Regions from separate parts of the Homo sapiens genome. Here regions 1, 3, 4 and 5 are each linked to region 2. A link is a contact called in ENCODE Hi-C data. All regions are on one chromosome and are shown on one strand. Each heading gives the region's core, a stretch centred on a gene start or an enhancer-like site at or near the end of the contact. The rest is flanking DNA. Distances are from core to core; before and after follow the strand shown.

What was found. A loop is a pair of places that touch in the nucleus more often than their neighbours do. Pooled maps may share reads with other maps.
Region 1: a loop to region 2 is called in a map of heart left ventricle, with 9 times the contacts of the local background. The contact joins the promoter of UBQLN2 here to the promoter of VCF2 in region 2. A Hi-C loop is called at or near these places in 4 of 168 maps with a recorded cell type or tissue (CD8-positive, alpha-beta T cell, heart left ventricle and naive thymus-derived CD4-positive, alpha-beta T cell), 6 of 37 single-sample maps with no recorded cell type and 20 of 50 pooled maps.
Region 3: a map of naive thymus-derived CD4-positive, alpha-beta T cell shows a loop between it and region 2 (17-fold over the local background). The contact joins the promoter of NBDY here to the promoter of VCF2 in region 2. A Hi-C loop is called at or near these places in 1 of 168 maps with a recorded cell type or tissue (naive thymus-derived CD4-positive, alpha-beta T cell), 8 of 37 single-sample maps with no recorded cell type and 13 of 50 pooled maps.
Region 4: a loop to region 2 is called in a map of chondrocyte, with 8 times the contacts of the local background. The contact joins the promoter of SPIN3 here to the promoter of VCF2 in region 2. A Hi-C loop is called at or near these places in 1 of 168 maps with a recorded cell type or tissue (chondrocyte), 2 of 37 single-sample maps with no recorded cell type and 5 of 50 pooled maps.
Region 5: a pooled map shows a loop between it and region 2 (4-fold over the local background). The contact joins the enhancer-like site here to the promoter of VCF2 in region 2. A Hi-C loop is called at or near these places in 6 of 50 pooled maps.

What each region holds. Positions count from the first base shown.
Region 1 is chrX:56,559,741-56,564,876 of GRCh38, forward strand. It overlaps UBQLN2 (ubiquilin 2), which reads left to right and starts at 3,887. Exons shown (of 1, transcript NM_013444.4): 1 at 3,887-5,136. The coding sequence starts at 4,134. RefSeq lists enhancers at 3,590-4,217, 4,614-4,813, 4,824-4,883.
Region 2 is chrX:55,158,995-55,164,660 of GRCh38, forward strand. It overlaps VCF2 (VCP nuclear cofactor family member 2), which reads right to left and starts at 2,191. Exons shown (of 3, transcript NM_001166701.4): 1 at 2,143-2,191; 2 at 135-234. The coding sequence starts at 2,162. RefSeq lists enhancers at 1,854-2,153, 1,979-2,479, 2,480-2,980.
Region 3 is chrX:56,725,944-56,731,197 of GRCh38, forward strand. NBDY (negative regulator of P-body association) reads left to right here and starts at 3,300. Exons shown (of 3, transcript NM_001348129.2): 1 at 3,300-3,646. The coding sequence starts at 3,411. The coding sequence ends at 3,617. RefSeq lists an enhancer at 3,341-3,420.
Region 4 is chrX:56,991,828-56,996,837 of GRCh38, forward strand. It overlaps SPIN3 (spindlin family member 3), which reads right to left and starts at 3,714. Exons shown (of 2, transcript NM_001010862.3): 1 at 3,389-3,714; 2 at 1-3,122. The coding sequence starts at 3,120. The coding sequence ends at 2,344. RefSeq lists an enhancer at 3,646-3,745.
Region 5 is chrX:53,437,695-53,442,858 of GRCh38, forward strand. No RefSeq gene overlaps it. Among named protein-coding and RNA genes, the nearest start is that of HSD17B10, 5.9 kb to the left of the region's middle. Within about 2 kb of position 3,282, at least 25 of the 41 ENCODE cell types and tissues checked have a DNase peak (open chromatin) inside an H3K27ac peak, as active enhancers do.

The sequences.
Region 1 (5,136 bases), core at 2,637-5,136, 1.4 Mb after region 2:
TTTGTCATTTTCATCAGGTTACCATCATGCCTAGCTTATGTAAATATTTGCCCTAATATATTTCTGCAAATTTTATGATTTCATTTTTTAATCTAGAATTTATTTTGATATTTAACTTAAAAGTTCATTGATGGCACTCTTTCCACCTTTTCAAAACTGTTATGAGGTTGTTATTTTTCTCATTCCTGTCACTGCAGTGGGATTTGGTAAAGAGAGAGGGTAAAAAACGTAAGCTCAGCAGCCACTATGAACAAGAAAGCTGATTTTTAAAATAACTAGTTATTTACTTTCTTGTAACCCAGGCTGGAGTGTGGTGGCATGATCAAGGCTTACTGTTCGGGGGTTATTATTTTTCTCATTTCTGTCACTTCAGTGGGATTTGGTAAAGAGAGAGGGTAAAAAACGTAAGCTCAGCAGCCACTACGAACAAGAAAGGTGATTTTTAGAATAACTAGTTATTTACTTTCTTGTAACCCAGGCTGAAGTGTGGTGGCATGATCAAGGCTTACTGCAACTTTCACCTCCCAGGCCCAAGCGATCCTCCCACCTCATCCTCCCATGTAGCTTGGATTATAGGCACTAGCCATCAAGCTCAGCTAGTTTAAAAAAAAAAAAATTGTAGAGATGGGGTCCCGCCATGTTACCCAGGCTGTTCTTGAACCTGGGCTCAAGGAATACGCCTGACTTGGCCTCCCAAAGTGTTGGGATTACAGGCATGAAACACTGCACCTGGCCTTGTTCATTTTCTTACATGTCTCTTACATGGTTTGTTAAGATCTTCTACTTCTGGAATATATTTTGGCCATATCTATCTTCCTAGAAATGTAGTCATCAGGGCTTTTTTTTTTTTTTTTTGTCATTAGCCAATCTTTTTACAACGTATTTCTTTTTTATTAAAAAAAAAATCTCCTTCATCTGTGACTAAATGTATTCACACAATACTAGTTCGTATATTTTTCTTGGTGCTTTCTTTGTTTCAGCTAATTAATGCTGTCCTTTTCCCTAATGAGGATACGTATGTTCTACTACTAAAATGTTAATTTTATTTCATTGTAACTTAAAACATTAAAAGTAATATATTTTGAAGTAAAATGTCAAAAAATCACAATCACATAATTTTTAAGGTAAAGAAAGATAATGCAAAGAAGTGTGTTTCTGGAAGGTTTCCTCAAGAGGGTGAGTATGGTTTTGCCCCTCTGATGTGTATTTTGGTGAGGGAATTGTCAGCCAAGACAATCGCCAATTAATAAAGATTTGTGTATTTGACTTGATTCTTCAAATACTTTCTTAGATTTACTTAACAAATTTTATTTTTTCTGTTTGTTAATTCATTAATATTTGCTTTTATCATTCTATAGCTGTCACCTCACTTCCCTCCTTTTATTTTCCGTTGCCTTCTTTATTCGAATGCCTACTTCCCTTATTTTCAATCTGTTGTTTGATATTTTAAGTCTTTGAATGTATAAATTTGACTCTGAGTTCATCCACATAGTACTTAATAAATGAAATAATATTAAACTGGACCTTGATACAAATGCAGCTTCCAGTGCACCACTTATTTCAGTAGGTTTGGCGTGGGGCCTAGAAACATGCATTCTTAACAATGTTCTCAGATCACACGTAGAAAAATCCTAGCATTAGTATTGCTGTATATGCTCTCATTATCATTATTTTTGTAAATTTATTCTAATAAGAACATTGCACTTTGCCCCAAAAGTATTCAGTTATGTTTTAATAATCAAATGGTTGGTTTTTTGTTCATACTTTGATTATTAATATCTAGCTTTATTCTATGGAAATTAAAGATTACCTATAATATTTTCATATTCTCACCACCCATAATTAACTATTGCTGATATTTTATCATATTTGCTTTCATTTTAAAGATAAAAAGCATTTTTACATATTTAAGTTCCCTTTACTCACTATCCTGTATCCTATTCCATTTCCTCTTCCTCATGGGTGCAAGTTTGGTATATTTCTAAAAGAATATTTCAAATATACATAAGAATGTATTAGAGTGCTGTTTGGCATGTATTAGGTTGGTGCAAAAGTAATTGCGGTTTTTGCTATTACTTTCAATGGCAAAAACCATTGTATAATAGTAACAATTCGTTACTTTCAATGGCAAAAACCGCAATTACTTTTGCATCAACCTAATACTAATTAATTTGGCTTTTTAGATCTATACATATTAACATATTTAAAGCTAGTCATCTTTTTACCTCTGTATTTTATTAATTATATTAATAAAATAGAGAGGTAAAATAATATTAATTCTTCCATTTCTCCATCGATGGATATAACATACCTGTATATATATATTTTTCTTATCTTCAGATTTATTAAAGTATTTGTGACCTAATGACTTTGAAATGCTGTTAAATGTTGAAAGCAGTGGTGCTTTGGTGGATGCTTGGTAGAGGGTGGGGGTTGGGGAAGAATTTTCTGTGTGGTTTAACCTAGAGTTAGAAATATATAGATAAATTTGAAATTATTTCTTCTATTTTTCAAGTTCTCTTTCTCAGCATTGCTACATCTTTATTGCTCTTACTTAATCTGTAATTAAATTAGGTAAATATGTCAATGTTTGCCACTACTATTATGTGCCTGTCAATTTCTACCCATACTCTTCCCCAAAATACCTTTCTGTAGTGCATACTTACAAAAATCATCAGAAAATTCAAAATCTTATGAAAATAGAAAATAAGAATTATTCATAATTTCAGCAAACAGTACTAACAGCCATTAACTTATTTGTGCATAGCCTTCCAGATTTTTTTACACATACGGTTTACATATACAACAAACTGTTCAAAAATTGCTTTTAAAATAAAAATATATTTATTGTATTTTTGATATTGGAACATATATTCTTATATAGTTTGTAACTGTACAGAAATATACAAAGGCATAATTGAAAATACTCTGTGATTTCCCTATAACTACAGTTTATTTCATGTATACCTTTAAAGACACTCTATATTTTCTTGTATGGTAATATGATAATGTGCTCAACTAATCTCATGTAAACAGATAGTTAATATATTTAAATAACATTTTAAAATGCTACAATGTATATACATTTTATACATAAATATTTTTGCATCCTCATCCGATTATTAGGCGAAGTGTCTAGGTTAGGCATTTCTAAATAAAGGTGGAAACATTCAAAATGCTGATATATATTTTCAAATTGCCCTATGGTTGTAACAATTCACACTTCAGCTAGCCTGAGAGGGCATTTTTTAGGGTCCCTGTCAACAAGAAGGTTTACCATTATTTTTTTCCCTGCCAATATGATAAGCCAAAAGTAGAATTTTATTGTTTTAACTTGATTTCTTTTTATTAGTAGTGAAATTAATCATCCTTTTTTAATGTCTATTGGCCATTTGCACTCCTTTTGTAAAATGCACGCTCCTGCTCTGTCTTCTTCCCTTCCCCTACTGGAGGTGTTCCTCTTTTCTTTTTGCTTTGTCAGAGTTCTTTATTATTCATTTTTCGTCTTATACGTGGGATCTGTTCGATTCAGGCTTTCACCCTTTTACTGCCTTACAGATTGCTAATATACATTCTCCATTGGTCTTTTAATGTCGTTTACAGAAGCTGACTCTCTACCGCCTCCTTCTCTCCGTCTCACCCTCTCTGCCTCGCCTGCTCTGTACTGTTCTGTTCTCTTCTCTCTCTCCCTTTGTTTCTCTCTCTCCCTTTTTTCTTTTCAGTGCAGAAGTTTTTAATTTTGACCGAGCCAAATCTATCAATCTAGGCCTGGCGCCGCGTCAGCAGAGGGGGCGGGGAGGCGAGCGCGGAACTGGGGGAGGGGAAGGGGCGGGGATCAGCAGGCGGAGCGGCTGCCAGAGTTGCTGGGAGTGCGCGCGGTCGGATCACAAGGCGGCGGCGGAGGAGGCCCAGAGACCGGAGCGCGGAGACCTCAGCCAGCGGCCTACGCCCAGGCCTTTCTCCACCGGAGGACCAGGGAACCGCAGTCTTCATCACAGAGGTACCGTGCTCCGCGCTCCCCGCCTGACCCGGCCCAGCCCGCTGCGGCGGTGCCTCCTTCCTTCCTCCTTCCCTCGCGCTCTCTCTTTCGCCCGCCCGCGCCTTCCCTGCCCGCCTGCGTCACCGCGGCCGCCATGGCTGAGAATGGCGAGAGCAGCGGCCCCCCGCGCCCCTCCCGCGGCCCTGCTGCGGCCCAAGGCTCGGCTGCTGCCCCGGCTGAGCCTAAAATCATCAAAGTCACGGTGAAGACTCCCAAAGAGAAAGAGGAGTTCGCGGTGCCCGAGAACAGCTCGGTTCAGCAGTTTAAGGAAGCGATTTCGAAACGCTTCAAATCCCAAACCGATCAGCTAGTGCTGATTTTTGCCGGAAAAATCTTAAAAGATCAAGATACCTTGATCCAGCATGGCATCCATGATGGGCTGACTGTTCACCTTGTCATCAAAAGCCAGAACCGACCTCAGGGCCAGTCCACGCAGCCTAGCAATGCCGCGGGAACTAACACTACCTCGGCGTCGACTCCCAGGAGTAACTCCACACCTATTTCCACAAATAGCAACCCGTTTGGGTTGGGGAGCCTGGGAGGACTTGCAGGCCTTAGCAGCCTGGGCTTGAGCTCGACCAACTTCTCTGAGCTCCAGAGCCAGATGCAGCAGCAGCTTATGGCCAGCCCTGAGATGATGATCCAAATAATGGAAAATCCCTTTGTTCAGAGCATGCTTTCGAATCCCGATCTGATGAGGCAGCTCATTATGGCTAATCCACAGATGCAGCAATTGATTCAGAGAAACCCAGAAATCAGTCACCTGCTCAACAACCCAGACATAATGAGGCAGACACTCGAAATTGCCAGGAATCCAGCCATGATGCAAGAGATGATGAGAAATCAAGACCTGGCTCTTAGCAATCTAGAAAGCATCCCAGGTGGCTATAATGCTTTACGGCGCATGTACACTGACATTCAAGAGCCGATGCTGAATGCCGCACAAGAGCAGTTTGGGGGTAATCCATTTGCCTCCGTGGGGAGTAGTTCCTCCTCTGGGGAAGGTACGCAGCCTTCCCGCACAGAAAATCGCGATCCACTACCCAATCCATGGGCACCACCGCCAGCTACCCAGAGTTCTGCAACTACCAGCACGA
Region 2 (5,666 bases), core at 941-3,440:
GCCACTGTAATCAAGCAAGAAAACTTTTATGAAGGTTTCTTGGAATAATACATTTCTTTTCATTATGGAGCACAAATTGGATAATTTAGTGTAGGCAATGAATGAAATAGAGGCAATCTGACCATACTTGCTACCTCTGTATCTTGAGAATCCTGAAAGATAGGGTTTCTCTTATTCCTTTTGGGCTGGGTGGAATGATGGTTGCCCTCTTTACTGCCATTTCTTCTTCTTTTCCTGAAAATAAATTGTAAAGAGAGAGTTGTTACATGAAACAACTGATCTTTTGGATGCTTAAATTGTAAAGCCGTGACAACATACATATATGAGAACTTGTCTGAAAAAATGTCACTATCTGCTATCCCAAGATATAAAAGTCATATAAGTACTCCATTACCAGGCATGAAGATAAAAAAATGTAATACAAGAACTCTAAGTAAAGCCAAGCTGTGCATTTCATTTCTAGAAATAATTTTCATAACCTTAAATGATCCTTGAAAATAAAGAATATGAGGAATTTAATAGCTAAGTTTTCAAAATCTACCTAATTAGTTTCATTGTTTTGACTCCATGAAGTTACAATTCCAGGGTAAGTGATTTTTAACTCCTTCAATAAGATCGTAAGACATGTGTGTCTGCCAGTGTCTACTCTTAAGTTCTTATGCCAGTGGTGTAGCGACACTGAAGAGATATTTCTTGTATGCTGAATGTGGTTAGGCACTTACTGTTGCTATACCAGCTAATATTATGACATAGTTACTCCACTAGATTGTCACCATGAGATTGTGGCTGATTACTTCCTTGAAACATTCTTTTCTCAAAATTGTTTTCAATGATTGGTAAGATTACATCTTCAGTTTCAAGTTCCTTGTCAATAAGTAATCAGATTGCAGCGTTTGACATAGTTTTCACAGCACTCTATTATTAACCAGACATTTGCTTAGAGACTTACTTTTGAGTTTTTGGTACTCCTAAGAATGGCTGAGTTTACTCATTTTTATAATTTCATTACTCTTTAATCAATTCTCATCTCTAGGAGACTGAGTACTAGGAGACTCTAGGAGACTGAGTACTGAGTACAAAATGCCAAATAAAAAATCACGTAGAAAACTGCTCCTATATTACACTCCATTATGAAATGATTGATTATATATAAAGAAAAAATGACCGGGTGTAAATATTATTTTATTTCACAATGTTTATTGAGCATCCACTAAGTGCTAGGCACTCCTCCAGGTGCCAGGATAAAAGAGTGAAACAAACACATGCCACAGCTCTGCCTTCATTAGGGAGCATGGTGATGTTTGTCTTTGATCATGGTATTTTGAGTATTTGAGTATTTTGCGCTCAAGTTTTACTGAAACTTTCAACAGCTTACAATACGTTTGCATTGTTTTTAAAACAGAGTAATACTATGAAAATGATTTTTCAAAGTGTGAAGCTGAGTTTAAAAAGCGGAATGTTCATGAAACAATGTTAATCTCATTTTTTAAAATGCAACTTTACGAATGAAAAACATCTAAGGAAATTTATCACAGAATATGATTAATGGTCACGGCTGGGTGATCGGACTGTGGATAAGATTGGTTTCCTTTATTACGCTTTAACAGTCTAACCAAGTTTTCTACCATGAGATTCAGAGACGTTTGTAATGAAAGAATACATTGATAAAGGTCCATAGAACCCCAGTAACACGTGGAGAAAGATGACAAAACCAATCAGAGAAACAGAAATACCAGTTGCTAGGGTACCTAGCAGCCTCACCGAGGAAATGCCAATTTGAAAAACAGAATGCTATTGTCCACTGACTGAGTTTTCGCGAGGGACCACATCCCCACCTCACCCCCGCCTCCAGGGCTTGTAAGGCACTGACAACCAAAGAACCAGCATGTTCTTTCGGAGAAGGCTTCGCGGGATTTTTTTTCAAGCACGAAGGGCGGGGCACGAGGCAAGCAGGGCCGCGCCACCGGCCAACACTGTCACCTGCAGGTCATGAGAGCCGAGCGCCACCAACCCCGGAAGAAAATACATATCCGCTGCGTTTCCGCCCTGAGCCCCGAGATCTTGGCTGAGAAAGCAAAGCGTGATGACCGTGGGGACCAGAGCTCGGACTGGTACCGGCCGGAAAGGCCCCGACGAACTTACCGTACAGGGCAGCCTCCCATAGTCCTGCCCTCGGAACCATAGCAACCGCGCAGGAAGTTCCTGCGCCGCCGGAAAAACGCAGCCCGGAGGGCGGGGCTGGCCAAGGATTGACGGGCTCTGGGCCTGCGCATCGGAGCCCGGGGAGGTCGGCTCCTGTTTCCTCTGGGTCCGCCGCAGGCTCCCTTCCCTGCAGTTGGGAGCTGACGCCTGAGGGACGATCCGCTGAGGGTCAGGCTCTGCTGCGCGACTGCCCGAGCCGCCCCATGTTCGAGACCTGTGCCAATCCCATGGACATTCTCCTCCCACCCAGCCAGCCTCTGAACACGCTTCTCACGTGGCACACGCCCTGTCCTCGCAGCCCTCACACCGCTGATCCTCCTCGGCGACCTCAGCGCCCCCGGGGCTGACCAGGCCGTGGCCGGCGCCTCTCCGTCCTCGGGGGGGTCTCCTTCCCCCCACTTAAGTCTCTTCTGCCCGCGGTCATGCCCTGGGCCTCAGGAAAGACCGCGCCCCTCCACGATGTCCATTTCTTGCATCCCCCATTCTCATAACGGGCAGCACCCGATCGTGTCCTAACAGCTACCTCTTCCAGTGCCCCAGCATCCACAGCCTTTAGCCTCAAGGAGGCCTCCTCTCCACTAACCACAACCGCGTTCCTCACCATTCACCTTCCTTAGCCAGCTTACCCAAAGCTATTAACTCTCTCCTCCCTACTCTCCTGGCAGTCCCCCCGCCGCCAAGTAGACAAACAATGTACACCCTCCACAAGTGTACCTTCTCTGTCTAGTCTACTTACAAGATCCCTCCACAAGCACCAGCACCCAATTTTCTCATGATATTCACTGATATTCCCTTGAGAAAATAGAAGCAATCAGAGAAGAATTCACACCACTTCCCAACAGCAGTAGACCTGCACTTATAATCTTGGCTGCTTCCCTGGAGGAAGAGACAGGATCCTACTTGAGACCAGGCCCTTCACCTGGATCCTATGCCTTCCACCTTCTTAAGGGATCATCCTTTGCAGTTATGCTTTCTCCTGAATTATCATGTTCCTCTATCTGTATTTATTATCTAAAAAGTTGGCAAAGGGAGTGCTAGAGTTTAGGCTGATCCTGGTTCTTGCTGTTAAGTAGGTGATCTCACAGGGGGCTGCATTCCCTGAGGATGGAAGGGAAGATGTGGAAAGTGGCTGATTCAAGAACTAAAGATCATGCCATAAAGGAAGCCTAACCCAGCTAGGGGCTAGGTGACCCTGCAGCCGAGGCTGTGGAGTAGACAGCCCTGGACAGGGGACTTTTAGACTGCCATGTTTGTCGCTGCATTGTGCAATTTTAACAAGAATCCTGCTAAGTCAGTTTAGTTAGAATTTCCCATCATCAATATCTCAGTTAGGTTCCTCATCCCCCAGGTGATGTCTAGTCACCCTGGCCCACCTTCACCAACAATCCTGTTAGTTCAATTTAGCCACAATACCCCCTTACCCGTGGTGTTTCCTCTTAGTAATTTTCCGTCCATTGCTCCCCACCCTGCTCCTTGGCTATAAATTTCCACTTTTCGTTGTTGTATTTGGAGTGGAACCCAGTTTCTCTCCCTTCACTGCAAAACCCCATAGCAGTGGTCCCTACACCTATCTTGATGGTCCTGAATGAAGTCTGCCTTACCGTTCTTTAACAAATGCCATGAATAATTTTTTTTCCTTAACACCCTTCACTTGGATCCCATGCCCTTCCACATTCTCAAGGAACAAGCTTTTGTAATGATCATTCCTTTTACTTGAATCACCATGTTCTCCATGTCTATCGGATCATGCTATCGTCTACAAAGTGGGCAAATAGATGGTTAGAAATGAGGGATTTTGCTTTCAAGAGCTGATCTTGGTTATTGCTGTGTTGTAGGTGAGACCCCAAGGGGCTGCATTCTCTGAGGAAGGTGGAGGGGTTGGAGGGTATGGAAAGTGGCTGATTCAAGAGCCAGGGGTGCTACCATGGGGCAAGCTTAAGCCAGATAAGGACTAGGTTACCTTGCAGCTGAGGCTGTGGAGTGGACAACCCTGGCCAGGGGCTGAAGGGAGGATGAAGCCCAGATTCAGAGGGGTCTGCAGAAGCTAGCACACATGGGCTGAGGCTGAGTCAGCCAGGGAGTACCAGATTCTGACCAAGATGAGAGAGACAAAAATGCAAGTTACACCAGCCACAGACATACGTGAGCAAATCAGCATCACCAGCAGGATTTGGGAGATAAGTTAGCCTTCCTTCAGAAACCACTGAGGACACTGCAATCAACATGAGACTCCTAAGCAATGCAGACCATGTATTAGGCCATCTTGCATTGCTGTAAAGAAATACCTGGAGTCTGGGTAATTTATAAAGAAAAGAGGTTTGAATTAGCTCATGGTTCTGCAGGCTGTACAGAAAGCATGGCGCCGGATTTGTCAGAGGCGTTCGAACCAGAGCAATTCTATCTTGAAAAAATAGGAAAAATCTAGGAAAAAGGAGGCTGGGATTTGCTTGGCTGCATTCTCAGAAAATTAGGTATTTCTAGCCTCTAGATGTTTTTACTGAACAGACCCAGACTTAGGAGTGTCGTGATATCCCAATATCTTGAGAACAGAAGCATTCCTAATTTTGCTTTAAAGATCATAATATCAATTCTTGCAAGATATAGTAATTAAGAAAATTAATCCTTTATCACAAACCCTTGTAGCAGAGCACATCTCCCCATAATCTTTTTTATCCTGTATATAAACGAGTATTGTACCTAGGGTGGATGCATTCCTTTTCTTACTTTTGGGAATATCCTACTCTGTCTGTAGAGTAGCTGTACTTTCACCACTTTACTTTCTTAATAAATTTGCTTTTGCTTTGCACTGTGGACTCACCTTGAATTCTTTCTTGGGCGAGATCCAGGAACCCTCTCTTGGGATCTGGATCGGGACCCCTTTCTGGTAACAGCTTCTGGGGAGGCCTCAGGAAGCTTTTGCTCATGGTAAAAGGTGAAGCAGGAGCAAGCACTTCACGTGGCAAAAGCAGGAGCAAGAGAGAGAGAGAGTTGGAGGAGGGGAGGGAGGCGCCACACACTTTTAAATGACCAGATCTCATGATTATTATGTAATGTCCGATTTTGTCCCTTGTAATAATCTCCACTATAAAGAGTGCTTTGTGAGGTATTAATTTGACACCTTGAGTTTTTATGTGGTTCATGTTTGCAGGGTATATCTTCTTCCATCCTTTACTTGTAACTTGTTTATTTTTAAAGTGAGGTTCTCTTTTTCCCAAGATACAGATTAGCGATAAATATATTGTGAAAATCAAGATCTTCTTGCAGCCGTGAAACGGTAACAGTAAAAACACCAAAAAATCAGATGTAGAAGTTAATATGGAACTGAAGTGTTATGCAGAAATCCACAGAATAATTTGTTAGGTTCCTCAAAAGAACCTCAATCAAATTTACTGACAGCCTTTATAGAAAGATAACTTGAAACTAAAGTGATACATTTATATGAAAAATATTACTTTATCACCCCA
Region 3 (5,254 bases), core at 2,050-4,549, 1.6 Mb after region 2:
TATATGTATAAATATATACATATATATGTATAAACATATACACATATATGTATAAATATATACACTATAACAATATTGTTATATATATGTATAACAAAATTGTTATATATATGTATAACAATATATGTATAACAATATATGTTATATATATAACAATATATGTATTGTTATATATATATAACAATATATGTATTGTTATATATATATAACAATATTGTTATATATATATGTATGTGTGTGTGTGTGTGTGTGTGTATATATATATATATGATTGAATACTACTCAGCCTTAAAAACAAACGAATTAATGGCATTTGCAGCAACCTGGACGGAACTGGACAGTATTATTCTAAGTGAAATAACTCAGGAATGGAAAACAAAGCATCGTATGTTTTCACTCATAAGTGGGATCTAAGATATGAGGACGCAAAGGCATCAGAATGATAAAATAGACTTTGAGGACTCAGGGAACGGGTGGGAGGGGCATGAGGGATAAAAGACTACAAACTGGGTTCAGTGTATACTGCTCGAGTGATGGGTGCACCAAAATCTCACGAATCACCACTAAAGCACTTACTCATGTAGCTAAATACCACCTGTTCCCCAAAAAACCTATAGAAATAAAAAAATTTAAAAATTAAGAAAATTTTAAAAAGAAAAGCTAATTTTCAAAAGAAATCAAATTAATCACCCAACTTCTCAATTTAAAAAACTAAATGAAAACCATTTACTATCACTCAGAGGTGGGTTTAGTTTTATTTTCTATTGTCATCTTTTGATCATTGTAAATTATGAGAGTTGGATCTGTAGCACTTCTCAAATTGGCCTCTATGTTCCTCCAACCTAACAGTGCCCTCTTCTGGCTTCATGATTCACATTCAGCTGGTTCACTGATGTTGAAAAAAAAAAGATGATGGAAAAAAAACCTGTTTTGAAACCTGGAATAATAAAGGCTTTAGATCTCCGTTTTAATATAATGAAAACAAACAAAATTCCAGTTGCAAGTATAATGGTGGTTTCCAGCAGCTGGAAGGAGGGTAAAATGGAGAGTTGTTTGATAGGTATGGAAAAGTTCTCGAGATTGGTTGTACAACAATGAGAATATACTTTACCTTATTGAACTGTACACTTAAAAAATGTTAAGATGGTAAAGTTTATGTTATGTATGCTTTACCACAAAGCATATAAACAAATAAATAAATAAATCTAATTGTGGTATAAATAGTCAATGTTGATAGAAGCAACTCTAAGTTGGGACTGTTTTCACCTCAAGTCAAATGTTTACCGTAAATTAAACCTAGCTGGAGTTGATAAAATTTTTAATTCCTGTTACTTTACTAACGAGGCACATATTTCTCTTAATTTGCTAAAACTATAGCTATAGAACGACTTAACTGCAACTCTTAATGTCTTTAGTCGTGAAGATTTAGAGACCTATGTAAAAAGACTGTGAAATTGTTACTTCATTTACTTGAATAAATAATAAAATATTCTTCAGTTTCTAAAAATAAAGACTCCAAAGTTTGACTTGTATATCTGAGTGGAAGGCATAACATTTCACTGAGATGAAAGAAAAAAAAAACTAGGAAAGGAGCAAATTTGGTGGATTAAGGATAGACCAATGGTTCTCAACTGGGGACAATTGTGTACCCGAGGGGACATCTGGCAATGTTTGGAAATCTTTTTGGTTATCACAACTTGAGGAGTAGGGAGTAGTACTGGCATATAGTTGGTAGAGGCTTAGCTTAGGACATTGCTAAACGGTAAACTCTGGCAACCACTACAAAGATTGATTTGGCCTCAAATGTCAATAGCACCAAGATTGAGAAACTCTGGGTTAGAATCTTCTTCGCTGACTTTGACCACTCTTTCTCAGCCTTTGCAGCAGACTTCTTTTCTTCTATCTGTCTCTAATTACTCAATATTCTGTTTTTAGCTCAATTATTTTTCCTTTAGATTTTCTCTTGGGGATATAATCCATTCCCTTGTCTTTAACTATCACCTCTATGTTGCTGTCTCCCACATCAGTATGTCTAGTTCCAACTACTCTTCTAGCTCTAAAATATTGCCTCTCTCAATGCCTCCCTCACATCTTTTCATTAAGCTACAGCTACATCTGACTTTTCTGTCTTTATTAGTAGCATTTGGCACAAAACCACGGGGTCATTTATTTCCCAAATATTTACTGAGTACCTAATTTGTGTAAAGGGCTGTGCTGGTTACTTGGAGGAAGGTAGAAGGGTGGAGATAAGAGATAGTTATAGTAGTAAATGCTTTACATGTATTATCCCTGGTTATGGAAACACCTTTGCAAGGAAAAAATTATGGCCTAGAAACCAAAGTTCCAAGAATTTAAATAATTACTCAAAGAGCTCAGAGCTTGTAAACAGCAGAGTTTAACAGGCACTTCTACTCTGGCATTAAGGACTAAGCTCTCTCCATTTAAAAAAACAAAAAACAAACAAAAAGCACTGAGAACAAAGCTGAAGAAGTGTGATCTAGTTTGTCCATAGCTAAAGGGAGATGGATGTGTAGGCTATTTTAATAATGAAGGTCTAAGAAGTTCCAGAAGCCTTTTCTTCTGAGACACGTGGTACTTTCTTCTGGTTACCATAAATCATAGAATATAACATATCATCACTAGTAAGATGGGTCATTATTTTCCATACCTACAAGAAAGAAAAAAAAAAGCTGCCAACTAAAGTATAGTGTACCATCAATTGTTAGGTCGCAGAGATTTCCTAGATATTCAAATTTGGGGAAAAACATAATAAGCCTTCAAAAATTACAAATTTGCTTAAAAAATAAAGAAAAAATGATCTTAGATTCTATGACATACGGTGAATTCATTTTCCACATTCAATTTCCATGGTTTGTGCTAGTGTGCTATTCTGCACTCTAGTCAACTTACATGTTTGCATATTGCTTTTTAAATGTTTGTAGCTAGTTTCACAGCTCTGTGATGTGCATCTGCAGCTGGCTTGTAAAGCTCTTCAATAATTTATTTGGTTACCGCCCACCCCCGCGTCCCTCCCACACATATAAGCCATTCAGAGTTTACCACTTAAAGGTAAACTTGAATTTCTTCTCATCTTAAAATTGCATAAATTATATTAAATTCTCAATAAATTTATTTACATTTAGTGGGGGTGGGGCGCGATGGAAAAACACTATATTAAATAACGACATCGGTTTTTAACACCCATCCTAATAGAAACATTAAAATAGAATGGGGTAGGGAGGAGGGGTGGAGGCGGAGAAGGGATGTACGTCTCAGGATACAGGAAATACGGTAAGAGCGAAACAGGAGGAAGCCAGCTCTGTGCCTGGAGGGGACTCGCCGCCATCTCAGGTCTCTTGGCTTTGCCAGGGCCCACCGGAGAAAACTGACGACCCGTTTCTGTAATCCTTATGGGAGACCAACCTTGTGCCTCCGGGAGATCCACTCTCCCACCTGGAAACGCACGGGAAGCCAAGCCTCCAAAAAAGCGCTGCCTCCTCGCTCCGCGTTGGGATTATCCGGAAGGAACTCCCAACGGAGGTAGTACCACTCTACCCTCCGCACCTCCTCCTGCATCAGCCGGCCTGAAGTCGCACCCTCCTCCTCCGGAGAAGTAGAGAAATAAATTTCTCCCACCCTAAACCAGGTCAGATTCTTTCTCATCTAGGACATCTAGGCTCTTTGAAACTTATTTATGCATTCTCACAAATTTCCTTCCCCTTTTCCCTGTTCTTTCCATGATTTCAAAATAGAAAAAATAACATGCAGGGATTAAGCAGCTCTTTCACAAAATATGCTTGAATGAAATGATGGATATTTAACGACATTAAATAATTATTTGTAATATTTTAGATGAAATAATTGTAGTTATATTTTCTAAGAAATAGACTTGAATCTTTTGATTTGCTTGAAAGTAAGTCATTGGTGCCAAGGTGGAGGGAAAGTGTAATAAAAATGCTCATGAGTTGATAATTTAAAGCTGGGTGATGTATATGTAGGGATTTATTATATTATTCTCTCTACTTTTGCGTGCATTGGAAAATTTTTTTGTTAAAAAAAAAAAGGCTGGTTCAAGGCCAATAAAAAGCATCTGTTGAAGGCCAGCCTTCAGAAGTGTATGTCTTTCTCTGTGTAAGGCAGGAGAGTTGAATTTTTTTTTTTAAAGCTACAATGTGATAGTCAAATCCAAGTGCCATAATGTTTGCTTGTTCAAGGTATTCAGGAAGGGTGGAGGATGGACCAAGTCACTGCCTGGTAGTAATCATGAGCCATCAAAAAGGAGGAGTAGGGGGGCGGACGCGGTGGCTCACGCCTATTATCCTAGCACTTTGGGATGCCGAGGTGAGCAGATCAGGTCAGGAGTTCGAGACCAGCGTGGCCAACACGGTGAAACCCCGTCTCTACTAAAGTTACAAAAATTAGCCAGGCGTGATGGTGGACGCCTGTAATCTCAGCAACTCGGGAGGCTAAGGCAGGACAATCATTTGAACCTGGAAGGCAGAGGTTGCAGTGAGCCGAGATCGCGCCATTGCTCTCCAGCCTGGGCGACAATAGCAAAAAACTACGTCTCAAAAAAAAAAAAAAAAAAAAAAAAAAAAAAAAAGGAAGGAGGAACTTTGGGTGGGCCTTAAAGGTTGAGTGACATCTGCCATGTGGAGGGGCAGGGAATGCTTTTCAGGCCGAGGGTTTCCAGAGAAAAGGCAGAATTCTTCTGGAAACAGCTTGGCTATAATTTTGAATCTACAAGAAGGACTAGGAGGTGAAGATAAAGTGCTTCAGGGCCTTAAATGTTATGCTGAGCATATACTTCATTCCAATATCCATCAAGTGCTACTATTTGTATTTTAAGATTCCTATTCTTACTATCAGAAAAGGAATCTCTGATATTTAGATGAACTTTATAGAATGCAAATTATAAAACTGAATCTGACCCAAGTTTTATAGATCCTTTTAATTCAAAGGAGAGAAGCATCTTTTCTTCATTCGTGCAGTAAACCTTTATGAAGCCCTTGCAATGGGTAGGAATTATTCTGAGAGCTGTAGGGGATGGATGGCCAAGGCATAGTGCCTAGTACATAATAGGAGTGAAACAGATATTTCAATAAATAAATCAATGAATGATGGGACAACTTTGGCGACCAAAAAAGTTTTAGACATTGGGTTTGGTGGTAATGCATAGAAAAAAAAAAATAGAAATCTATTTTACTTGAAAGCATCTCCCTGTCATTCCATACAGTTTTACTTCTCACATGTT
Region 4 (5,010 bases), core at 2,464-4,963, 1.8 Mb after region 2:
TTGATCACAATTGCAGCCCTAATTTACAATTATGTCCAGCCATATTTCCTGACATAGCTGACAACAATTATACAATGACTCCCAAAGATAGCATTAAAATACTCCAAATAATACAATATCAACAACATAATAAAAATGCCTTAGTTTGAACTATATGACCTCACCCCCACCCCATCAACTATTAAACTCCAAGGGAAAAAGGACTGCCCAAAATTAAATTTCTAATTCAAAGTCCAAAATAATTAAAGTCCAAAATTCTGCCTTTCCCAATTTCTCGTTTTTCTCATTTCAGCCATATAGATCTCACAAAGATGTCTGCCCAGATATGGGGTTCCTTCAGCAGCTGCAGCCTTGGCTGTCTTCCTCTTGACTGGGTGAAGTTCCTTCAGGACCTCAGGAGTTGAATTAATCTAACCCCACAATTGCATGTCATACATATTAAAGAGTCCAAAGGGTCAAGAAGACATAAGATTATCACAATATCAACCTCACATCAAAAAAATTAGAAAGCACACTAGTCCCCAGCCACTAGAACAGTTTTTTTAAGCAAATATATGACCCCAGGACTTAGAACATAGGGCAATACAGACCCACATTGCTGTTGTCAGTCAAACATCATAGTAGAGACTTAGTGGCATCAAAAAGCAAAAGTAGACAGATAAAACATAGGAGAAAAGAGAACATCTTCTTTGTTTCATCCTCAGCAGGATGCCAATCTGTGCCGGTAGTCTGGACTCCATGACCTGTGAACTTAAACTAATTTGGAAGATATCTTGCAGTACAGTCCCAATATGATTGTACTGCCTTGAGTCCCAGCCCCAAATGTGCAGAACTCCATGGCCTTATTAGGCTGTTACTGCTAATGGAGCTTCTGTGAGAACCTCAATGAGAAAGCTTTGGTTTTGGCCAGGTGCTTCTCTCAAAAACCATGCTTGTACTTCAACTTTTCTTTCCTAGGCTTTGGTTAACCTCCGCCAATGGCTCTTTAATAATGGAAAGCTCAAAGGCCCTTCCATTGTTTACTTTTCTGCCACAGTAGAACTCACCCTTATCTGCATATAAGTTTCTTAGGGCCAGCCAAGAAACAGGATAGTTAAAAATCCAAACACTAACAAAAATCTATTAGATTTCTATCTACCAATGCCAGCACTTAAAACATCATTAAGCCTACAGATTACCTACCACTGACTGTGTTCCAAGTCCTGCTGGGATACCATAATAGATGAGCCCACCAGTCCCTGCAAGGAAGTATAGCCTGCTTTCAGCCATTCTTGGTTCTCACAAGTGCCTTGCCCACCTCACATGCTGGGACTCTGAATTCAGTCTCCTAAGAATCAAATCTAAAACTTGAGTCTCTCTTAGCACAGCAAAGAAATCTGTATCTCAGTTTGATTCTAGGTTTCTCCTCTTTCATTTTGAGGTTCTGGACAGATCTGTCCAAACCCAGCCAAACCCAGCCTTTGCCTGTGACTGAGGGCTCTAGCTAGAGCCTGGCTTAATGCTCCTCTGGGCTGGCAAAGACCATTTGTGCTAAAGTCTGCCTGCACAGCTTCTATCAGTTAAAACCTACTCCATGTCTGCAGATACCAGCCAGAGCTATTGGAGACAAGAGAGACCCTAATGCCACTGATGACTAAAACCTTTCACTTAAGCTCCACCAGAAATCTTGATCTCTCCACTTGGAGTTTGGTCCCCAAATGCTTGTCTTCTTATCAGTTTTGCAAGGTTTCTCAGCCTATGGTTAGGTACTAAAATGCAAAGTAATTACCTTCTTAATTCTAAAACAGTTGAGCAATAGGTGAAAGAACCGGAAAGAGAGCAAAATTATTAGCCTTACTTTTAGTACAGTTAGAACTGAGAATGCAACTTGAACAAGAGACCAAAATGGGCTTCCCACTCTTTCCCAAGTTAGATTTTTGAAGCCACTTGGGGGAGATTTGAGATTGCAAAGACACTTACCCAGCCAGTCACATGGGATATCTCAGCAAGCTTCACACCTCAATGAGTGTAGAGTCCAAGTGCCAAAAAGAGTGAGGTGAGAGGTGTTCAGCTACCTTTAATCTATTAACACCACCCAAGATAAAAAAAAGTATGAGCCAATGGATGTCAGACTTTACCCTTCTCACTAATCAGTTAAATTGCGGAGAGGAACCAGTGAAAAGGTTGGACAGATGGGCAAAAGGTTTCTTCCAAAAACGTATGAGAGGGCAGAAGTTCCAATTTTTTTGCCAAGCAAAACGTGCAAAAAGGGAGAAGATGGTTCTTACAAACTGGAAAGCAATCAAGACTTTCTGTGTCTACAGATTTAGAGTCTCATATATTTGGCAAATTTCAAGATGACCTCTAAGATGTTTTTACCAAATCGTAGACATAGATATGGAAATCATCATCAAATTTGATGAAGTACACAGAGGGTTTTGCTTCTACCTGATGAATGACCATGCCAGTTCTCTTGGAGCCATCGTCTTTGGCGTATTCCACCTGTTTGCCTACCAGGCTGTCTATGACTTCTCCTGGCTCCCTCTCTGCCAGAGGAGAATCATTGGAATCTTGAAGGATGCGGAGGTCACCATCTTTATAATCATCTAAGAGCTGGTACATATATAATACAGGATCTTTCTCATAGGTAATGTAAAACCATGTGTTCATGACAGGTGCCTGAGCTAAGACCATCCCCCTCCATTCATTTTTGGAACCTTCCTCTGTCTCAAAAATATGTTCCACTGCTTTGCCAACCATTATTTCTGCCAAGTGTGTATCACTGATTCTAGATGATGCAACTCTATTAGGAAGGACTTCAAGTGATGACACTCTTTCATCTCTGTGAAGTTCCAATCCATAAACACAGTCAAATCCATCATATTTGATAAGATACAGAGAGGGATTTACAGGTACCTGATCCAGAACGGTTCCTTTCCACTGTGTTAGAGGTTCATCTCCATCTTTCCATCCGTGCTGAATTCTGCAGCCCACGATGTTCCCCCGAGGCTGGGAGGTGGGTCGGCTCCTATGCTTCTTGTGTGCAGCCTTCCTCTTTATCATGGTAACAGACACACTGCCGTGGCCAGCGCCCGTCCTGGACCGCTGCCCTGCAGCTGCCTTTCCAAACGGGGTCTTCATGCCTGCGAAGAGGAGCACAGTTGCCAGGTGGACCGAGAAAGGAAATTAACAAAATCAATGCATAACACGGAGAGCTTTTTCTCCTAATCAGCGCACCCAGTAAACCCACACCTGTTTTTCCCGAAAGCTAGATAGCAAAGCTGGAAATCAAGGCACCCTGGCTGAGTGCCTGCAGTAACCTTCCTCCCCAGCTCAGTCTGGCTAAGATCTGCGGTTCGGTGAAATACGAAGCGTTTCCCCATTCCCCTCGCCCTGCTTCCAACACTACCCGGCCAGGAGGCGCAGATTCCCCACCGTCCCGGATTGCGGGCCTCAAGTGCACAAATCGGACACCTCGCCGTTGCCTCCGCAGTGAGCCTATGGAGGAGGAAAATCAGCGGGCGAGCAGCCCGGTGCTTGCAAAAGCTGGGAGAGGATGATCCATAGGCAATGAGTGTCTCTAAGAGGGCGGCGGGGCAGGCGAAGATGACCGTGGCGGCGTCCCTTGCTCTTGGCTCCTGCGTCCTCCGCCTTCCTGGTGGCGGCGGCGGTGGCGGTGGCCGCAGCCCCTCTCCCACATCGGACTCCCACTAGTCGCTGCTGCGCCGCAGTCTCCTCCTTCTTTTTCTAGCGCAGCTTCCGGTCAGTAGAGAGGCCTCCCCTTCCTGCCAAACACCGCGTGGCGCCCCTCCCCCACCAACCTGTACCACAGCCCTGGGCGTGGAAGGTGCTCCTAGGCTCTCGGTCTCGCAGCTTCCTCCAAATCAGAAGCTGTGGAGCCCACAACCACCTCTCTCTCACTGCATTGGTTTACCTCTTCTGGTTTAGCACGCGCCCCTCCCCTCACCTAACCTCAACCCTCTGCGCCCCTGCCCCTTCTGCTTTCCACCTTTCAGGAATTAGCCCTTTCCTTTCCCCTCCCTCCCCGCGTCCCCCCACCCTCCATTGAAGGGGATTTGTGGTAGGACAAGAGAAATGCGCTACTGCTCAGTGTTCAGGCTGCCATCTTGACCCAATCTACGTAATTTTTACTGACTTGTCATTCCCAGACTTAACTTCTTGAGGATTTCTTTTCTTTTCCCCTGATTGCAAAAGAATTGCATGCACAATATTGACACTGTAAAATTCAGAAAATTGACATGAAGAGAAAATAATTAACTAAGCCGGCCTCCCATTTTCCAGGGCTCACAGTGAAATATTAACACTATTTCCTTTTCCTTTTTTCTAAGCTCTTACAAAGCTTGGATAATTTTGAATATGCACTTTCATGTCCTGCTCATTTCCATGTAGAATAAACATTTGCTCAATTTTTTAGATATTTTCTGAGAACATGTTTTGTAGTAGCTTCATAAAATTAAGCATTAGGATTTTTCATAATTTTGCCGTTGCCTCCTATCTTCAGACGTTTAATTGTTAAATACCTATAAATTGTGCTTGCGCATGAATTATTCTGTTCACTTGAACAGAATAACCTAGACACTAAACTTAGAACAATTGCTATAATTAAAACAGGAATTTGTGAGATCATAAATCTGTGGAGAAAGACATTTTAGAAGTGATTCAATCAGTTTTATCGTTACAGCCATCCTAGTGGGTATGAAGTGGTACCTAATTGTGGTTTTAATTTGCATTTCTCTAATGACTAATGAGGATGAGCATCTTTTTGTGTGCTTGTTGGACATTTGTGTATCTTTGGAGAAATGTCTATTTCAAGTGCTTTGTTCATTTTTTAAATGAATTGTTTGTAGCAGGGCTGTTAATTGTTCTTTTTAAATTCTGGATGAGAGAACCTTATCAGATATATGATATGAAAATATTTTATCCCGTTTTGTGGGGTGTCTTCACTTTCTTGATAGTATTTTTGATGCACAAAAGCTTAAAACTTGGTTGTGCGTTTGGAGTCACACCTAA
Region 5 (5,164 bases), core at 2,032-4,531, 1.7 Mb before region 2:
GGGCTCACCCTTCCACTGGGTTTTGTGTCCCAGCCCCTCCCACTTTCTTGGGGATTTCTGCTACTGAGCATCCTCTCTCTTGATTGCACGCACCTCTGTCTCAAAACCATTAGAAAATAGGGAATAGGGGCTGAGTGCAGTGGTTCACGCCTGTAATCCTAACATTTTGGGAGGCTGAAGCAGCAGGATGTCTTGAGCCCAGGAGTTTGAGACCAGCCTGGGCAACATAGCAAGACCCTGTCTCCACACACACAAAAAAATAGGGAATAAAGTGATGTCAACCTTTACACGCACATACTCAACAGTTTGGATGCATGTCTCATGGGAACCTGAGGGCCAGAGGTGCGCAAAGGGGCCCAGCAAGGACACCAAAACAAGCAACACGCAGCATTGTGTCAAATTAGCCCTGCCAGGAAACAGAGAAGAATAAAGGTGGTCTTTACTCCTGGGTGGTCTTCACTCCTGGGAGATAAAAACCACAAGATAACCCATTTAACTCTTGTGGGCACCTGCAGTTACCTCTGCAAAGACAGAGCTGCACTGGTTCCAGCTGGCTCTGAGGTGACATTGACAAATATAAAGAATCCCAATTATATCATCATCTATGTGAGGGGAAAAGAAGAACCCCAAGTGATGATTATACAGAGCCTGTCATTTCTGAGTGAGCTGGGGCACAATCTGAATGATTGGTTTAAACGCTGAAGGACTGCAGGGGACATGAAAATTACTGTGGCGAGCGTTTGAGAGGATGCTGAGGACGCATGTTGGCTGAGTGTTTGCCACTTGAATAAATGGGGCTGATGTCTGAATGAACCTGAAGGATGACAGCCTCAGGTTATGGTGACTTTACCGTTGCCTAAATCAACTGTAATTTTTCAGGCTTTGTGTAATCAGACCTTTCTGGCTGCATTTGACATATTCATCACTTGCTCTTCCTAGAAACTCCCACTTGGCTTCCAGGAAGCCTGACTCTCCTGGTTTCTTGTACTCCCCTGATTGTTCTTTTGTCTCTTCCCTGGGTTCTTTTTCTTCTGCCCCCTCTCTGGGGAGCTTATCCATCTCCTGGTTTCAATACTCCCTCTCTGCTGAGGACTTCCCAGTCTCTACTTTGAGCTCATCTTCTCCACTGAACTTCAGAATCATATAGCAAATAATTTGCTGGCCCTCTACACCAGATGCCCTAAATTAAACTCAATCATTGCCCCCTAAAACTGCTGTATCTCAATTGGTTGCAGTACTAACTTCCCAGACACCCAAGCCAGATCCTGGGACTCACGCCCTCTTCACCCCATCTAAGCAACTGCCAAGTCCTGCTGATTTAACTCCTACATACTTTTTGGATCTGGCACCTCCTCCCACCTACTTTCCTATTATCACCATCCAAAATCTCTTGCCTGTACAATTGCAACTGGTCAGACTCCACTATTGTTGCTCTTAAAAGGATCATCCAAGAAACCAGCAGAAGCCTCTTCCTAAAACCCAATTTTTATTGTTACCCACTTGCTTTCAAACCCCTTCAGTGCCCCCTCTTCACTTTTTTTTTTTTTTGGAGGGAATCTTGCTCTGTCGCCCAGGCTGGAGTGCAGTGGCACAATCTCGGCTTACTGCAGCCTCCACCTCCCAGGTTCAAGCCATTCTCATGCCTCAGCCTCCCGAGTAGCTGGGACTACAGGCGCCCACCACCACACCCGGCTAATTTTTGTATTTTTAGTAGAGACAGGGTTTCACCATGTTGGCCAGGCTGGTTTCGAACTCATGACCTCAGGTGATCTGCCCACCTCGGCCTCCCAAAGTGCTGAGATTACAGGCGTGAGCCACCGCGCCCGGCCCCCACCTCCTCACTTTTAAGGCTTTCCATAATCCGATGGCTGCTGGCTAACTTCGGCCTCTATAACACGACACTTTCCAGTAACAACACACTACTTGATACCCCCACAGTAGTGTTGCCAGATGAGGTATAGGATGCTCAGTAATTCAATTTGAATTTCAGATAAAGATGAATTTTTTTTTTTTGAGACAGAATCTTGCTCCGTCACTCAGGCTGGAGTGCAGTGGCACGATCTCAGCTCACTGCAACCTCTGCCTCCTGGATTCAAGCAATTCTCCTGCCTCAGCCTCCCTAGTAGCTGGGACTACAGGCGCCCACCACCACCCTCGGCTAATTTTTGTATTTTTAGTAGAGACGAGGTTTCATCATGTTGGTCAGGCTGGTCTCGAACTCCTGACCTCAGATGATCCACCCACCTCGACCTCCCAAAGTACTAGGTGTGAGTCACTGTGCCCGGCCGAATAATTTTTTCATATAAGTAACCCCATGCAATCTTTGGGACATGCTTATATTGTAAAACTATTTGTTATTTATCTGAAATTCAGACTTGTGGGCACCCTGTATTTTTATTTGCTAAATGTGGCAACCCTACCCCACAGATAACCCCCAGGATGGTGCGATGCCCTTTCTGAGGGTCCCACAGCTCTGAACCAACACTTACCCACCTGAGAGACTGAGGATCTATTCTGATCTCTGTATTCTTGCTACGCAACACAGAGAGCCTGGCATAGAACAGATGGCAGTGTTTGCTAAGTGAATGAATGCATATGTGTGACATAGCAATAAACCTGTATCTTCCGGTGGAATCAGTAAGTGTTGTGATCAGTATACGGTGTCAGTTCCGCTTATATCCACCTTCCTTTCACAGTCTTGGAAAAATCACCTCATGGTTTACACATCCCCCCCAGCAGGTGAGCTAGAAAGCCAGGAGTCATCTGTAGACTTAGGGAAGCCATTATAGGACCAGTTGGGTTTTCTGTTTTTTATTCAGAGTTGGGAGGAACGGGAGGGAGACGACCATCTTCTGGCGATATGAAAGTCGAGAAAGGCAAACAGGAGGGGAGCAAGAGAGGAAAAGAAGAGGATGTGAAAAGCCCGAAGGAAGGCAGGAGAGCAAGCAGGTAGGAATAAAGGCGAGGAAGCGGGAGCCAGCTGGCACCACAGCGAGGAGTGACAGCCGCCGGCAGCAGGGGCCGGGAGCTGGGAGGAGGGAGGCTCAGGCAAGCCGCGCTGAGCCTTTCTTCTCCTTCCCGGACTCCTCACCACCCATCCTGCTAACCAAGGGCCTCCACCTTGCTCGTCGTCAGAGGCAGACAGCCAGGACTTGGCCCTCTTGGGCTTCCTAGCTCTCCAGCCCGGGAGTTAGACTAGTTTTCCAACTCCCCCGGCCCCAAATCGGGAGGACAATAATGCCTTCCGCTCCGCGCCCGCCAAGGTCGAGTTAGGAAAGACTTGGAACAGAATTAAACGGCTTTGGGGAAGATGAGTCAGCCGGGCGGGGCTGCAGCTGCCAGTGAAACCCCTGCCAGTGTGATTGGGCAACAACCAGAAGTAGGGGGCCCGCGGGGTGGTGGTGCCATCTCTTAAAGGCAGTTTATGTAATAAGTCTTGATCGCGCACCCACTAAAGGGGCGGCTTTGGGGTCAGCCTCAATTTCCTCCACTGTGAAGTGGGAATATGAATACTTGACTTATCCGAAACGAATCATGTCTGCAAGGTGCCTGGGCTATAAAAAGCGGTCAGTCAGTAGTCAGGGTCGTGCTTAGTGCAGTGCCCTCCACCCTAGGCCACTTTCGCCATGTGAGACTGTCCCAAAGGCGGGGATGTGGGGTGCAGTGGGGAGCCCCTGATCGGGCACGGGCAGAAGACAAGTTCTTTTTTTTCTGCCACTTCCAGGTGAGGAAGAAAAGACGCCTGCTCCGGAACCAAGGGTTGGGTGGCGATGTACTGGCCTCACCCGCTTTAAGCAAAGTCACCTTAGATTTACCATGTTTGCTATTCACTCATTCATTTTCTTTATTAGAGGGACTGCTGATTAAACGGAAGGACTTACACTAAGACTCCAGTACGAGGCTGTACTATAGACCTGACCGAGTGAGCATGAGAAGACGAGACCCGGCAGAAGGAGGGCGACAGCGGGCACCGAGATCCACAGGTCCAGAGTCTAGTCGCCACCCACACCCTGTCTTTTGGGAGCGGTGCGCGCCATCTGCGCATGCGCTCCCCATCCCTGCCAGGTCCCCGGCGGGGTCAGCCGGCTGGCTGGTGGAGGTGCTACCCGCGCATGCGTGTCCTGCTCACAAGGCGCTCCCAGTGCGGTTGGAGTGTCTCCAGTGGAGCTGGCAGTTGGGAGGACGGAGGCCCGGCCCATAGCGGGTGGCTGTTAGGAGGTATGGATAAAGGACCTGTGTATCTTGGTGCCCGCTGTCGCCCTCCTTCTCCCGAGGTCTCGTCTTCTCACACTCACTCGGTGTGTGACAGCGACAGGTCACAGAGGGCGGTAAAGTGCGGCGCCCTTGGGGCGGTTTCGTCTGGCGCGGAGTAGAGGTGGCCGGCAGTTGTGGTTGCTCCTTTCACCTGGACTCACCTGTGTGGTCCCCTGGCAGGGACTAAAAACCAGAAGACGGAGGGGAGTGAATGTGTTTGACTCGGAGGAAACCCCTCTTGAGCCTGCCCTCACATCCTTACAAGGGACCCAGTCTGAGGTCCAGTCGTCCCCAAACCATCTACTCCCCCACCACCCCCTTCCCTGACTAAAGGCTAAATTTGGGCGGTAACCACGCCCTACCCTATCCCCTTGGAGTCCTTCAGTCAGCTCCAAAGGCCCACCCCACATTCTGGGGGCCTCTGAGTCAAAAAGGAGGGTCCATTGGGCAGGGTGGAGTTGAGGAACCTGCTGTGGAGATGTCTCTGGCCTGGGGAAACCACTGCTTCCTCATCTGCCACTGAGACTGAGGAAGACCCGCAGATGGGCCTTGGCAAGCACCCAGAAGAATAACTCCAGACCACCATTCAGGAAGTTAAGACAGTGGGAGATTGGGTTAATGACCTTGACCCCAGACCCCTGTAAGCAAAGGAAAGGGAGCCTCTGGCTGCTCCTTCTGCAGATGGTAGGTTGAGGCTTCAGGGACCTTAAAACCTAATGGTTCTTATGAATGAGAAACATTCATACCCAGTAGTACTGTTTAACTCACATACCATGTCTCAGGATCTGTTGTGAGCATATTAACTCTTATTTACTTATTTATTTATTTATTTATTATTTTATTTTATTTTTTTGAGACAGAGTCTCACTCTGTCACCCAGGCTGGAGTGCAGTGGCTTGATCTCAGCTCA